2 separate regions of the Homo sapiens genome follow, and region 1 is linked to region 2. Evidence: chromatin contacts called from ENCODE Hi-C data. All regions are on one chromosome and are shown on one strand. The core of a region is the stretch at or near the end of the contact, and the rest is flanking DNA. Distances in the headings are between cores, read along the strand shown. Region 1 has its middle 48 kb from the start of LINC02513. Region 2 overlaps NWD2 (NACHT and WD repeat domain containing 2).

The links. Hi-C counts contacts between places; a loop is a spot of excess contacts on that map. Pooled maps may share reads with other maps.
Region 1: a map with no recorded cell type shows a loop between it and region 2 (2.9-fold over the local background). The contact joins two enhancer-like sites. A Hi-C loop is called at or near these places in 2 of 37 single-sample maps with no recorded cell type and 4 of 50 pooled maps.

Annotation. Positions count from the first base shown.
Region 1 is chr4:38,317,743-38,320,442 of GRCh38, reverse strand. No RefSeq gene overlaps it. Among named protein-coding and RNA genes, the nearest start is that of LINC02513, 48 kb to the left of the region's middle. RefSeq lists enhancers at 1,513-2,013, 2,014-2,514. Within about 2 kb of position 1,447, at least 38 of the 41 ENCODE cell types and tissues checked have a DNase peak (open chromatin) inside an H3K27ac peak, as active enhancers do.
Region 2 is chr4:37,391,608-37,394,307 of GRCh38, reverse strand. All of the region lies in intron 3 of NWD2 (NACHT and WD repeat domain containing 2), which reads right to left. Among named protein-coding and RNA genes, the nearest start is that of PGCKA1, 61 kb to the left of the region's middle. RefSeq lists a silencer at 1,228-1,277. Within about 2 kb of position 1,252, at least 3 of the 41 ENCODE cell types and tissues checked have a DNase peak (open chromatin) inside an H3K27ac peak, as active enhancers do.

The DNA of each region.
Region 1 (2,700 bases), core at 198-2,697, 930 kb before region 2:
ATTTTGCTGTATACATTCCAATTCTTTCGCTAGGGACTGTACAAAATCCTGTCTTCTCTGGCAGGTTTCAGGTGGAGGTCCTGGGATGCTTGGACCCAGGACGGCCCATAGTGCGGGCCTCTGCGTCCTCTCCCCCTCACATAGGGGCAGAGGCCAGGAGGCCTGGATCCTTCCCCAGCAACCGTGTGGAGGTTTTTACTTCCTCTGATCCAGGGGACACATGTAATCTTTTTCTACAACTCCCTGAGGCTGGTTTTTCCCACCCTACAAATCAGTAAGCATAAATTTTTGCAGAGAAGCCTGGAGCCATGGGTCCTAAGCATTCAGGCAGCCAAAAAAATTAAATTTTCAACCGGAGCCGGGTAAGGACACATGGTCTCAAACGTTTCCTGCCCAATTGGAGCCGCTTTCCTCCTCTTGCACACTTGCTCCCCCTACTGCCTGACGCTGGAAGTGCAGGCCTGGCTCCGAGGCAAGCTTGAACGCCCCAGCTCGGTCCTGGGATGGCCAGGGTGAAAGCCAGCAGAGCAGAGAGGTTGCCAAAAAAAAAAAAAAAAAGCAATAGTACATCTTTCATAATTCTCCCACTGCTCTGGGGAAGGCACTAAGCTAAGTCTTTTCTTTACATTTGAAGAATAAACTCTGTAATAAAGATTGAATAAAAGTCTTCCCTGAATAAAGTTTTGCCAAATAAGTTAAAGTTAGGTCTCCCTTAAGGGTTCAATAAATGAAAAGAACTTCAGTTTTAGATTCAGACCTCGTGAAATCCCCAAGCCCCTTTGGATTTCAGACCCTTGGAACGCAGATCCAGGTTTTGCGCCTTTATGTGATGCGTGAACTTGGACATCTTATTTAATCTTTTTGAGCCTGAGTTTCTTTAACTGTAATTTGGGCATAATCATATTGTTGGTCTCATAGTGTTGCTGTAGAACGTAAATGAAAGAATGTGAATGCATGAGAAAAGACTTTTACAACATAAAAATAAATGTGAGCTGTTTCCCTTCCAATCCAACGCACACACACCCCTTTTCCATCTATCTAAGTGGAAATGGCCGTCGAGGCAACCTAAACCCCTAAAAAAGGAAGTAGGGCAAGGAAAGCCCGGTCACAAACAGGAAGTAACAGAAATGCCACTGAGAAACATTCAGGCAGAAGAAAGAAAGAAAAACAGTCCTAGGCTGTGTTTTTGAAGATCAAGTTAGATTTAGTTAATGATTTGGGGCGTTGCCAGCCCGACTTGACCCCCTAAATAGGGGGTTTTCAGAGATGGTTAGGAAATTCTTGACCTCGATTTGACCTCACGAATGGGAATTCTCACTCTGCAGTTGGTAGGTTCCTGCCTTTTTAAATGTAGGTCTCTCCTCCTTTTCCCCTGCGGCCATAGGAGGGGCCGAGCGCTCAGCCGGCTGGGAGGAGCTGGGGCTCCGCCTGCCCTCCCTCGCCGTGGGGAGCCGCCCTGCAGCGCCTCTCGGGTTACTGCCTCCCTTCCTGGCTTCACAAACTCGCCACATGGTAGGTTGGCTACTTAAGGGAATGTAAGAAAAAGCACTCAAGTGACGGCATACAAAGAAGTTTTACAGCTCTGGAGATTATGTCAGATTTTCCTTCCTAATTTCTCCTTAGAGGAGACAAAATCCTAGATTTTTTTTTTTTTTTTGAAGGAAAGGGGAAAAAAAACGCAAAACGAAAGGGAAACATATTAACATATCAGGACACATTGTGCTGTTTATTCTCTTGTTTTTCTTTTCTCATTTTTGAAAGCTCTTTCAAGAATCTTACCGCCTTTCTTGTCTTTTCCTTAATTTTGTGTGTTTTTAAGGTGGGGAAGGGAGAGGATTAGAAGCCTGTGAATTTTGTCAGGACAAGGCCTTCCTAAGCTTTTCATTTGTTTGCAGAACCAGAGTTCCTTCTCTGGTCCAGATGAAGAGACTAGTTCCTACCTCCTTCGCCTATACCTCTTATTAAAGGACCCCTCCAACCCTTGTCAAAATGCTTGGTGAAAGTGAGAGTTGGAAAATCAAGAGATCCACATCCATCCTTTGAGTGACCCTAGTCTGCAGACAGTGTCAGAGAGACAAATACAAATATTCTTAAGATGGTATCATGTCCCATCTTAGGCTTGGTTGTTTTTCAATGGCCTCCAACTGTACACTTGTTACAGGAAAGGGGTCCCCATCTAGACCCCAAGAGAACGTTCTTGGATCTCACACAAGAAAGAATTCAGAGTGAGACTGTAGACTAAAATGAAAGCAAGTTTATTAAGAAAGTAAAGGAATACACTTTGGGAGGCCGAGGTGGGCGGATCATCTGAGGTCAATAGTTCGAGACCAGCCTGGCCAACATGGTGAAACCCATCTCTACTAAAAAAAAAAAAAAAGAAAAAGAAAAATACAAAATATTCGGGTGTGGTGGTGCACGCCTGTAATCCCAGCTACTAGGTGGCTGAGGCAGGAGAATTGCTTGAGCCCAGGAGGTGGAGGCTGCAGTGAGCTGAGATCATGCCACTGCACTCCAGCCTGGGTAACAGAGCCAGACTCTGTCTCAAAAAAAAAAAGACAAGACAGGAAAGGAATAAAAGAATAGCTACTCCGTAGACAGAGCAGCCCCAAGGGCTGCTGGTTGCCCATTTTTATGGTTATTTCTTGATGATATGCTAAACAAGGGATGGATTATTTATGCCTCCCCTTTCTAGAGCACATA
Region 2 (2,700 bases), core at 3-2,502:
TCTATGGAGACTTCTAGACTAATCACGTGAAAACAACAAAGATGAATATATAAAGAAAATATGGCAAAGAAGAATCTTACGATGAAAACAGATGCTAGACAGATAACAATGAGGTGAGATTATACATTTACTTAAGTGCTCAGTGTGGTTATCTAAACAGATGCTAGATAGATAACAATGAGGTGAGATTATACATTTACTTAAGTGCTCAGTGTGGTTATCTTAAGGGATGGAAAATATTAGGCAGATGAGAGCCACAAAGATTTCCACATTCCCACTGCAGGTTTCTCTTCCCCAATTAATTTTCCATCTTTCTTAGAGGCTGTCTGAAAGAAACAACACTCATGTTTGCAGGTCCATCTTTGCCATTGGGGAACCGTTCTTTTCACAACTCTATGCCAAAGTCAAGAATTACCCTTCCAAAGATAGCCTTGTACTCCCAGCCTAGGGAGTAAAGGAATCAGACCAATTCAAGTGGCCCAATGGAGCTGAGCCTTAAGAAGCAGAAAGTTCTGAGAGGAGAGAGGGATGTTAAGTTAACAGGAAATCTGCAGAAGTCCGTGTTACATCAGGAGCTGTGAAGAATATATATAGCAGAAGGGAAGTTAGGAAGCCAGTAACCCCAAATTCAAGCCAACAGAGTGCTCGCTGCTGCAGAGAATTCAGCTTTTCAATGTATTTGGAAAGAAAGATTAAAATAGTGGTCCCTACTAAGAGACGCAATGGCCCGTTAAGGAGTCTGTGGTAGTAGTTGCATCCATTTTGCATTTCCTAGTATGTCTGGACCATCTTCTTTGGAAACTTTCCAGTTGTACTTATATTGAGTAATTATGGATTTTCTCCACTCTTTATCACATGTTTTGACATTTCTTCTCATGACAACACATAGCCTAGGAAATAACAAAAGGTCTTGATTAAGAAAATTAAAACTACTAAAATTTCTTGAGAACCCCTTCCAAAAACTTAAGGGTCAATCATTTCTGTTGTAAAATTTCTGACAGAGAAAATATATAAAAGGCCCAACAAAATGATGATTATTCATAGCATGAAAGACAGTTTTCTCTGAATCCCATCTTTTATTTGATTCTGATCAAGGTCAGAGTCTCCCCCCAACCCCCGGATGTTTCCTCCTAGCCTAAAGTGAACCCTTTGTTTTCTAAGAAAAGGGCCCAACATTCATGGCTTGGCCTCACTGCCTGCTCCCTTTCACTTCCTGAGGCGCCGTGGATCAGAGCCAATGCATTCAGAGAAGGGAACCAAATGACTGCCTGCTCCCAGGCGCTGTTCACTTGAGTGTGGCTGGAAATGATTTTATGTCAGACCGAGATTTGGGTCAAGAGAATTTCTGAAGCGTCCACAACATTCACAGACATCCTAGGGTGAATGAGAGACTGCCATGGTCCTTGGAAATTCTCCAAAAGAGAGATCAGCTCCTCTAGTTTTAAGATGACTCTAGAAGGGTCAGAAAACTGGGACTGGTGGAGACAACGTTAAGGTGAATAAATTGCCAACTGCTGAGTCAGTCTTCACTCAGAGGCATTTATTGAGTGCCCTGCAGTGTGCAGAGCTCTGTAGGAGCAATTAGCAAGGGCCAAGCTCAAGCTAGCAAAATGAGTAACACAGTTCAGTGAGGTCCACTGCTGGTGACTCCCTGCCCACTCGCACTCATTTGATCCTAGTTTCGCTAACTGTACTCCAAAACATTCTTACATCATCTACACCAGTGATTCTCAATAGAGGTTGGAGGAGAATTTTGCTCCCCAGGAGACATTTTGGGCTGTCACAATCTGGGGTGGGGGCAGAGGGGTTAGTATTGGCATCTAGTGGGTAGACACCATGAGATGCTGCTAAATATCCTACAATGTGCACAGCAGCCCCCGCCGCAGAGAATTATCTGGCCTAAGGTGTCAGTATAGCTGAGGCTGGGAAACCCGGATCTAAATGGTCTGCTTTAAGCTATTCAATGATCATGTTTTATCATCCACGTTCTAGTCTTCAGTTTTGATGGGAGCGTATCAGGCTCAAGCCTCTGTACTACACTCTCAGGTGTACGGATTTAAGAGTTTGCTTTTACCTTTATTCATGTTTTAATTAATTATGTTTTTTTGAGATAGGGTCTCATTCTGTTGCCCAGGCTGGAGTGCAGTGGTGCGATCTCGGCTTACTGCAACCTCTGCCTCCCAGGTTCCAGCAATTCTCCCACCTCAGCCTCCCAAGTAGCTGGGATTACAGGTGCTCCACCACGCCCAGCTAATTTTTTTGTATTTTTAGTAGAGACAGGGTTTCACCATGTTGGCCAGGCTGGTCTCAAACTCCTGATCTCAAGTAATCGACCCTCCGCCTCCCAAAGTGCTGGGATGACAGGCATGAGCCACCGTGCCCAGCCCGTGTTTTAATTTATTAAACGAACATACTTAAGCTGATGAAGACATGTGCAGAATATAGTGATTCTTCATTATCTCTTAAATTTGGTAACAGCCTTTTATAGCTGGGGGAAGACAGCGGGGCAGGAGGGCACAGGACTTGTGGGGGCCGATGGGGTCACCCAGCGAGGTCTCCATGTCTCAGCTTCCTCATCTGGATGACGATGAGGATGGCTTTACCTGGAAGGTCTTTTGGGACTCTGACATTGTATCACTAAAAACTCCTAGTAAGAGAAACCCACATACCCATTTCACCCATGCATACATCTTGACCAAA